Regions from separate parts of the Homo sapiens genome. Here region 2 is linked to region 1. Evidence: chromatin contacts called from ENCODE Hi-C data. All regions are on one chromosome and are shown on one strand. Each heading gives the region's core, a stretch centred on a gene start or an enhancer-like site at or near the end of the contact. The rest is flanking DNA. Distances are from core to core; before and after follow the strand shown. Region 1 overlaps CTNNBL1 (catenin beta like 1). Region 2 holds the start of VSTM2L (V-set and transmembrane domain containing 2 like).

Region 1 (4,746 bases), core at 1,378-3,877:
AATTATGCTCCCTAGGGAAGTATCTGCAAGAATAGCAGCCAGTGGCACTATTATTCTATGACCTTTTGCTTCAAGAGGGAAAAACACCTTTATTTTTTTTCTTGAAAATAGTTTATGTTTTTTAATTCTATGTTCATTATGGAAAAATGAGAAACTGAGATATAGAAAAAGGAAAAATAAGATGCAGAAAAAGCATCTGACACAGCCCAACATTCTTTCATACCAATAGTTCAACTAGGAATAGAAGAGAACTTCTTCAACCATTGATAAAGAGCTTCTACAAAAAACCCATAACTAATGTCATACTTCATGGTGAAAGAGTGGATGTTTCCCCCCTAAGACAAGGACTAGGATTTTCACTCTCATCACTGCTATTGGGCATTGTCCTAGAGGTTCTAGCCAGGGCGATTAGGCAATAAAATGAAATAAGAAGCATCTATATTAGAAAGGAAGAAGTAAAACTATCTGTTTGCAGATAACATAGTTTATATAGAAAATCCTAAGGAATCTACTAAAAGATTATTAGAACTAGCAAACGAGTTTAGCAAGGTTGCAGGAAATAAAACCAATTGTATTTCTATACGCTTGGAGTGAGCAATCCAAAAATGAAACTAAGGAAACAATGTTGATAGCAGCATTATTCATAATAGCCAAAGGGTGGAAACAAACCAAATGTCCTTCAACTGATAAATGGACCAATTGTGGCATGTGTTATTCAGCAATAAAAAGGAATGAAGTACTGATATGTGCTACAACATGGATGAACCTTGAAAACATTGCCAAGTGAAAGAAGCCAGTCATAAGAGAACACATAATATATGGTATCTACTTACATGAAATGTCTAGAATAGGCAAATCTATAAGAAAGAACATAGATCAGTGGTTGCTTAGGGCCAGGATGGGATGAAGAGGGTAGGGGGTGTTAAGAGTATGTAGTTTCTTCTCAGGGCAATGAAAATGTTTTATAATTGACTGTGGTGGTAGCTGACATATCTGTGAATATTCTAAAACCCATTGAGTTGTACATTTTAACTGGTAGAAATTGTATAGTATGCGAATTGTCTCAATAAAGCTGTTAAAAAGAAAGAAAAATGAATAATGAAATGTCTATAATCTCAACACCCCGAAATAATCTCTTATAATTTTAGTCTCTTTCTTTCCAGTCACTTTTAATGTACATTTTTCATGTGTAATTGTGGTAATGCTTCATAAAGAATTTTGAGTATTGCCTTTTGTGTTTATCATTCTGACTGTAAGAATTTGTCCACCCTATTGTAGACGTCTTCTCCTAATTGTTAACAAGTATGTAATATTTCCATTTAGATGTATAATGTGTACGGCAGCAAATACCCTTTTTTTTTTTTAAGCTCTATAATTTCCCCATGAAATACCTTATCTGAAACCTCTTTTGTTCACAGGGAAAAGAAGATCTCCCGGAGCAGTGCCCTGAAAGTGCTGGACCATGCCATGATTGGCCCCGAAGGCACAGACAACTGCCATAAGTTTGTTGACATTCTTGGCTTACGAACCATCTTTCCCCTCTTTATGAAATCTCCCAGGAAGATCAAGAAAGTGGGAACCACTGAGAAGGAACATGAAGGTAGGGTTCACTGGAGGAGTCAGCCTAATTTAGGTGCATTAGGAGAAATAGGGAAATGTGAACTACTTTGAAAAATTCTGACGTGTTTGGGGGATAGAGGGGAAGAGTGCTACCTTTTTCTTACTATTTTCTTATTTTTCATGAATGAAAAAGAGACCCCAGGTCACTGATAGCCTTTGTTGCACCAGTTCTCTGCTTGTTTGAATCCTGGTCATTCCATTTCCTTCTGGACTGTTAATAAGTCTGTGTGTGAGGGTTTTGTTTTCTTCACTATAATTTGTAGCGAGGTGTCTCTCTGATGGAAGACCCTTTTGAAAAGAGTAATGAGGTGGCAACACATGTCACCTCCAGAGTGGTGCTTTCATGTATTTCTGTACTAAAGTATGATTCAGCCAACATCAGGAATTGCCGAAATAAACTATTTATAGCCCAGATTCCCCTTTTATGTTTCTCCTCCCTGATGGTGCACGCTCCCAGCAAAATGCTGCCATGAATTGTGACGCTGTAACCAGAGTAGTTACTGCTAGGCCAGTCTCTTCCTGCTGTTGTCTAGTGGCCTGCTGCAGCCCTCTCCCCAGTAAATAGCCACAGTGCAATCTGGAAGGCCAGGGATTTATGAGCATTGACAGTTCTGCTGGAGGCTGGCAGACACTTGCACCAGGGAATTTACATGGTTGGATGGTTATTTTAAAGTGTGGGGAGCGGGTGGAGAGGAGTGGGGAGGTAGTGTGTTGAGAGAGGAGCAGAAGCTGAGCTGACTGGCTCATTTGGCTGTTTTCTCAGAAGCAATGTTCGTCCCATGGTTTAGGAGGCTTTTTTTTTTGTCAGTGCTTGGTGGAATTGGCATGGGTATCTGCAGGATCTTTTGCATTCCTCATCCTCATAGACGAAAGTTTGAGAACTCCCGCCTCTCTCTTTTCCAGTTGACTTGGCTTAGTCTCTCCCAACTTGGAGTGGCTAAAGGGAAGGTGGTGTGACCTACCTTCAGTGGTTATCTTCAGTGATATCTTCTCTATCAAATCAACTCTCCAGAGACAACAGGAAATCTGGCTGGAGCAAAAGAGGAACTGGCCTTGCAAATACTGTGGCCTAGAGACCTGAGAACAAGTAGAGACTTCAGTTTAACTCATTTTGACCAAACACTAGCTATAAATATGTTAACCCCGTGCTAGATTTTCCCCACTGAAAATTCAGCAAAATGAGTCCCTGGGAGAGGGAATGGAGGGGGTCCTGGAGGTCTAGGAGATAAACTTTTCAGACAGTCAACATTTAGTGAAAGCCTGCCACTTTCCTGGCCCGGCTGCACTATTCGCTATCATATTTAAAACTCACAACCTATGAAGTATTGGTGGCATCCTTATTTTTTTTTTTAGAGGAGATGAACTGGGAAGGCAGCCGAGCTGTGGGTTCTACAGCTAACTAGGTGTGCGACTTTGGAACCTTGGCTTAACTTCCCTTCACTGCATTTTCCTTTCTGGTCTGTAAGATGAGGGAAGTGGACTAGTGAACTAGAAGCTCTGATAGCCACACCTTCAGATTCTCAGGAACAAGCCCTGGTTGTCAGGGTTGCCTGTGAGCCAGGAAGCTCCTCAGGGTGGATGCTGTGGCTGACCTGCTGGGTTCCACTGAGAGACCTGAGGCTGCATCTTGAGTGTGCTGGAACAGAGTGTGAAGGAAAACAGCCCTTAGCAGGCTCCTGCTCTGCGGTCATGGCACTGAGAAGAGGAGGAAGTGACAGATTCAGTGAGCAGCTGCTTTTCTTCTGAAAAATGTGCCCGGTGGCGTGCTGGTAACAGTCCATTTGCTTTAGAGTAACCGCATTAGGCATGTGATAACATTATGTTAGTGAGGGCAATGGCTTGGTAAGACGTCTCCTAGAAGGCATGTTCAGGCTGTAATGGCTGGGGAGGATGAGCTCTGCATCCTGAGCGGACCAGTACCCAGAGAGCAGAAGTGAACTCCAAGGAGAAAGCACAGCCCTCCACTCCTGCCACCCCTGCCAGCTGCTGCCACTCCTACAAACCGGCCTTCGGCCATGAATGGCAGAGTGAGAATGGAGGCAGAGCAGAGCAGTGCGCACTGTGCAGGGTTTCTTTGTCCTGTCCTCTGGGTAAGACTGTGCTCTTTGTTGGCCTCCGAGTGCCAGCCCTTCTCACGTAAGTGGGCCAGATTTGTGTGCTAAGCTAGAGCACAGTGGCCTCAGACCATCAGGAATACTGGTGGGCATGCCCAGCTCATTCCTGCCCCCGGGCTTCCAGCATGCTCTTCCCTCCATGTGCAGTGATTTTTCTCCACCCTGTCTGCCTGGCTATCTTTTAGTTGTCCTTAGTCCTTAGTTTTGTTTTTTGTTTTTTTTTTTCCTTTTTTTTTTTTTTCCCTGGCCTGTTGCCCAGGCTAGAGTGCAGTGATGCGATCTCGGCTCACTGCAGCCTCTGCCTCCCAGGTTCAACCGATTCTCCTGCCTCAGCCTCATGAGTAGCTGGGACTACAGGCGCCCACCACCACACCCAGCTACTTTTTGTATTTTTAGTAGAGATGGGGTTTCACCATGTTGGCCAGGCTGGTCTCGAACTCCTGACCTCAAGTGATCCGCCCACCTTGGCCTCCCAAAATGCTGAGATTATAGACAGGAACCACTGTGTCCGGCCTGGTCCTTAGTTTTGATGTCTCTTTCTCAGGGAAGCATGTCATGAACCCGTAGACTAGGATAGAATCTTCTGTTCAGTGGACTCTTGGTCTCAGGACTCTGCCTTCATAGCCCTTGAAATTATGGAACCAATGGCCTTGTCCCCTCTAGATCCCATTGCCTGGTCCCGTGGTGCTTGGCATGTGATAGATGCACAGTAAATGTTTCTTGACTGTGTGAATGAACAACCATTTCCCTGAAAGGCTCATTGAGGACAAACATGGGTTTGGGGCTTTCCTCAGAAACCTACAAGGTTGAAGTCAATACAGTTGATTTCAGTTCAGATTGATGGTTGTCAGTCAGTCATACACCTAGAGTGAAGGGTCTTTCATCCAGCTTGTTTGGATGCTAAAATGAGTGGGTTGCTAGCCCTAAGTTTTAACTCTGTCACATTGGCTTGGAGATTATGGCAGAACCCCCACTTTAGAGCCACACCCTTAAGAGCTTTGCTGTACACTGA
Region 2 (4,746 bases), core at 1,640-4,139, 99 kb after region 1:
AGAGGCTTGGGGACTGGGAGAAGGCAGCAGGCATTTCTTCCCATGGGGACTCAGGCTGGACCTCGCCCAACTGGGGACTCAGCTAGACAGAGGGGAAGGCATACAAGCACAGGGGAAGCACTGGGAAGGTTGAAGATGTAATGAGGCCAAGGCATGCCCAAGAGAGCACAGGATATGTGCAGGAGGTGAGTCTGGGACCCTGAATGCAAACTAGAGAAGTCAGGATTTCTCACATAAACAGGCCATCAGAGGGTTTTTTTAGCAGAACCATTATATCATGAGCATTTTCTTCTTTTTTCCTTTTTTTTTTGAGATGAAGTCTCACTCTGTCACCCAGGCTGGAGTACAATGGTGTGATCTTGGCTCACTGAAAACTCCGCCTCCCAGGTTCAAGCGATTCTCCTGCCTCAGCCTCCTGAGTAGCTGGGATTACAGGTGCCCACCACCACTCCTGGCTAATTTTTGTATTTTTAGTAGAGATGGGATTTCACCATGTTGGTCAGGCTGGTCTCGAACTCCTGACCTCGTGATATGCCCACCTCGGCCTCTCAAAGTGCTGGCATTACAGGCGTGAGCCACCACACCTGGCCGATCACGAGCATTTTCAAAGGCATACAATCCCTGGATGTCTGTCCTTGAAGGAACCTTGACCTTGTTCCAGGCTTCAAAGAGAAAAGATTTCTGAAGGTCAGCCGGTGGGCTAGGGGCACAGCAGCAATGTGCTGCCATCCCGCCAGACCCCCTTCCTCTGCAGGCCTGAGCAATCTCTTGTTTACTCCTCTTTAATCTCCTCTCCCTCCCTGTCCCCTTGCCTGTGTCTGCTCCCTCCAATCTGTGGTTTAAGAGGAGAAAGCCCGGGTTTGAGTCCCAGTTCTGTCACCACAGTCTCCTGGTGAGGCCTCAGGCTGGGGTTGAAGGAGTCCTGGGTTTTAGTCTGGCTAACATGGTGGCTGCTATGTGATCTGGAGGATTCTCAGTTTCCATATCTTTATGATGGAAGCAGTAGTTCATTTCGCTGGGAGCGGGGTTCAGGGTAGTTAATGAATGAGAAAACACGTGCATAGAGTCCAAGACGCCTGGCCAGCCCAGGATAACCTAAACACCACCTCTGTGTGGGAAGAAAGTGAGAAGTGAGAGAATCAGGCAAACACGGCCCCTTCCTCCAAGGCATGTGGTCCAGAAGGTTCGGGGGGTGGGGGAAGCGGTCGACGCTTGGGACCTGTCCTCGGTACTGAAGGGAGCGCGGGGGCTGTGGACGGTGCTAGAACACAGTGCTTGTAAGTGCGGGACATCGTGGAGGAGGTGTCCTTAGTTTGGAAGGAGCTGGATTGTTGCTGGCTACCACGGGCCCCATCCGGTGTGCTACCCCCCCCCCATAATACTGGAAGGGGGGCGCTAAGACAGAGGGAAGACGGCGAGGGGCTATGTTCCTTGGTCTCTAACCTTGTTCTCAAACTTGGGCGCTGTACACACGGCTGGACGCGGGATCCACCTGTGTTCTGGAGTGGGGAGTGGGCTGTCGGAGGGGTTGACCCTGTTCGACGGGGACGGGGAAGAAAGTCTGAGGGTCTGTCCACGGTGTGAACCCTAGCATCAAAGGGCCAGTTGAGACGCTGTCCACGGTGCCCAAAGGATGGGCCCGGGTGGGGCGGGGGGCGGGGGGCGGGGGGGGGGCTGGCGCTGTCCTCCTCCGTGGTGCTGAAACCGGGAGGACCAGGCTGTGTGAGCAGGGAGGCCTGGGGAAGGGCAAGGGATGAGAGCAGGAGGGACCCCGCCCAGGAGTCAGGGGCCTCGCCCGACTCGCCGTGGGACCTCAGAGAAGCTAATTACCTGATTTCAGGCGCTTCCTTATCTTTTAAATGGGACCACAGTTCCGCCCTCCTGTCTGTCCCATCAGCCCCAGTAACACGGCTTGGGAAGGAACTGGAGGACTTTGTTGGATTCTTGCTCTTGGGAATGGGAATGGTGCCCTATCCCCCTCCCCTGCCACACTCACACACACATACACCCACGCATACGCGCGCGCACACGCACACGCACACACACACTCATGCACACACACACCATCAAGGCTCATTGGTCTAGGGAAGGAGCCTACAGTCCAGAAGGGGGCGATCCCATCCACCACATAAGGTCCAGTATCTTCAAGAGCCAGGAGCCGCAACAACTAACTGGCCTGTCTCTCTCCCATTACAAAGACTCGAAAACTGAGTCCCAGAAAGGGGAACACCGACAATAATAACTACTGAGCTCCTACCACGTAGGCAGCATTATGCTAAGCGCTTTGCATGCACGATTTCGCAAATCCTCACCAGGACCCCCGCAGACAGCTATTACCCCTATTTCTCAGATGAAGACTTCGAGGTTCAGAGAGGGGTAGACACCCGGACGCGATCACACAGCGAGCCGAGGTCGGCGGCAGAGCTATCACCAGGTCCCCTGGGTCTCAGCCCAGGCTCCCACCCTACCTCGCCCTCACCCCCAGCCCCACTGGCCCCTGACCCCGGCCCCGCCCTGCCGGTAAAGTTAGGAGCCTCTGAGTGCGCTGGCCTGGCGGCGGGTGCCCTGGCTTTTCTCCCTCTCCCCGCTGGACGGCATTTCTGTGGCTGAAGCCCGTTGGGTCGTGCTTTGCGGGAACCGCGTCCCTGGGGTGGCTCTCTCCGCCCCATCCCGGCCCCGCCTCCGCACTCGGGCGGGGGAAAGTTGCGGGTACCGCTTTAAAAATCCCAGCCTGGGCAAAACTTTGATGATAAATCAAGCGGCAGATCCCTCCGCCGCCTGCTCCGAGCGGGAGGAGGGAGGGGAGGAGGGAGGGGAGGAGGGAGGCGGGAGGAGGGAGGAGGGTGCGGCGGCGGCGCGGCGTGGCCTTCCGCGGAAGGGAAGAGTCCCGCAGTCGGAGGCGGCCGGCTGGGCGTGCGCTCGCTCCCCGAAGCCGGGGCTGGGCCGGAGCCGGGCGAGGGCTGGGAGCTGGGCCGGGTCCGGGGACAGCGGGCGAGGGGCAGCTGCCGGAGCCGGGCAGCCAGGCCGCTCAGGGCAGGGGACAGCTGGCGCCGGTTCTGCGGTCTCCGGGGCCCAGATGTGAGGCGGCGGCGCCCCCGGCCCGAGAGCGCACGATGGGGGCCCCGCTCGCCGTAGCGCTGGGCGCCCTCCACTACCTGGCACTTTTCCTGCAACTCGGCGGCGCCACGCGGCCCGCCGGCCACGCGCCCTGGGACAACCACGTCTCCGGCCACGGTGAGTTCGGTCGCCGCCCCCGCGGACTTCCCCACCAAACCCCAACCCGGGCCGCGCCACTCCAACTTGGCCGCCCCGGGGCTCGAACCGGCGCCAGTCGTGGCGGGCATCCCGGGGCGCCCCCTGCCGGCGCGGTGGACCCGCCCTGGCACCCTGGCCCTGCAGAGAAGGGGGCACCCGGGGCGCACCCCCGAACCTCCTCCCCACACACTCGCGCGGATACGCACACCTGCATGGCCACACCGATATGCACAGCCGCGGACACACTCAGAGCCACAGTCGCTGCTTTCTCACACTCACAACTCCTACCCTGCACATCTCCACACACCTCAGGTCCCCCTCCTCACTGCAAGCCTTTACACTTATGCCCACTACACACGCACATCAGGCACTGCGCCGGTGGGCTCACTCTGCCAGCTGGCGCACACGCTTCGCCACAACTCTTGCCTGCCCACCTGCAGACACACTGGTGCGCGCGCGCGCACACACACACAGGCACACACATACACACACATGAACACAATTTGCTCACCCACTCCTCTCTGCCCATCTGCCTTTACTCTTCTGGGTTTAACCGCACAGAGGCCCTTGTCCTCTTCCTCTCCACACCCAGCCCTATACCACTGGAAAGGTCCTTGGGGGCAGAAGACCTTGTTTCTTGAGAACTGGTCGCCTGGGGCTGCAGCCTCCCAGTTGGGCGGGTGGCACCTGGTGGAAGCCCCTCAGAGCCACCGGAGTAGTTGGGGTTGCTGCTTGCAGCCAGAGGCATGGGAGTGGGAGTGGAAGTGGAATGCCGGGTGCTTTTGTCTGCCTCTGGGGATGGGCAGGAAGCCGTGCCATCCTTCCATAGGGTACCCCCATCCTCATCCTCGGCCCTAGAGGACTGAAATGTGGGAAATCTCAACTCCAGCCGCTGTGGAAGCCGGGGAGCAGACAAGCATTCCCAGCACTGGCTGGCTGAGTGTCAGAAGCTCCTGCTAGCCCCGAAGGAGCCCAAGTTGGCAGCAGAGTTGGACTGTATGAGCCCGGCAGCTGTGGGGGCTCCCCCTGACCCCTGTGAGCCTGGCTCTGGGATGGAGGCTCGAGCATAGATGAAACCAAAGGAGACCTTTCTTCCATGCAGCCCTTCACTAGACAGGCTGACAGCCTTGTTGGGGAGGCTGCAGCCCCAGTGCTGGGCACTGTGGGCCCAGGGCTGTGGGGAGGTTTGCACAAAGGCCAGATAATTGGATGATTTATTCTGATGGGAGTGAGTGGGGGTAAGGCAGGGTAGATAATCAGGGAAGGTTTTGCTGGGGTATGACACATGAGTGGGATTGCTCCAGTGGAGAGGGGGGCTTCGAAGCCATCCTCAGGGTCTCTGCTTTTTGGGAACCATGACTCCCCGCCCCCTTCTGCCTCACCATGTTTGGTAGTAACTGCTGTGTGCATCATTTACATACCCTTCATGCCCCTCACCTCATTTCTACCGACCTGGCTAGAGCGGTGGTAAATAAGGAAAGGGTTCTTTTG

What was found. Hi-C counts contacts between places; a loop is a spot of excess contacts on that map. Pooled maps may share reads with other maps.
Region 2: a pooled map shows a loop between it and region 1 (4-fold over the local background). The contact joins the promoter of VSTM2L here to the enhancer-like site in region 1. A Hi-C loop is called at or near these places in 1 of 168 maps with a recorded cell type or tissue (HepG2) and 2 of 50 pooled maps.

The regions. Positions count from the first base shown.
Region 1 is chr20:37,801,449-37,806,194 of GRCh38, forward strand. CTNNBL1 (catenin beta like 1) reads left to right here. Exons shown (of 16, transcript NM_030877.5): 11 at 1,419-1,600. Among named protein-coding and RNA genes, the nearest start is that of VSTM2L, 99 kb to the right of the region's middle. Within about 2 kb of position 2,628, at least 5 of the 41 ENCODE cell types and tissues checked have a DNase peak (open chromatin) inside an H3K27ac peak, as active enhancers do.
Region 2 is chr20:37,900,238-37,904,983 of GRCh38, forward strand. VSTM2L (V-set and transmembrane domain containing 2 like) reads left to right here and starts at 2,890. Exons shown (of 4, transcript NM_080607.3): 1 at 2,890-3,234. The coding sequence starts at 3,114. The region is part of intron 2 of LOC124904896 (a long non-coding RNA gene); the gene reads right to left. RefSeq lists an enhancer at 2,190-3,153.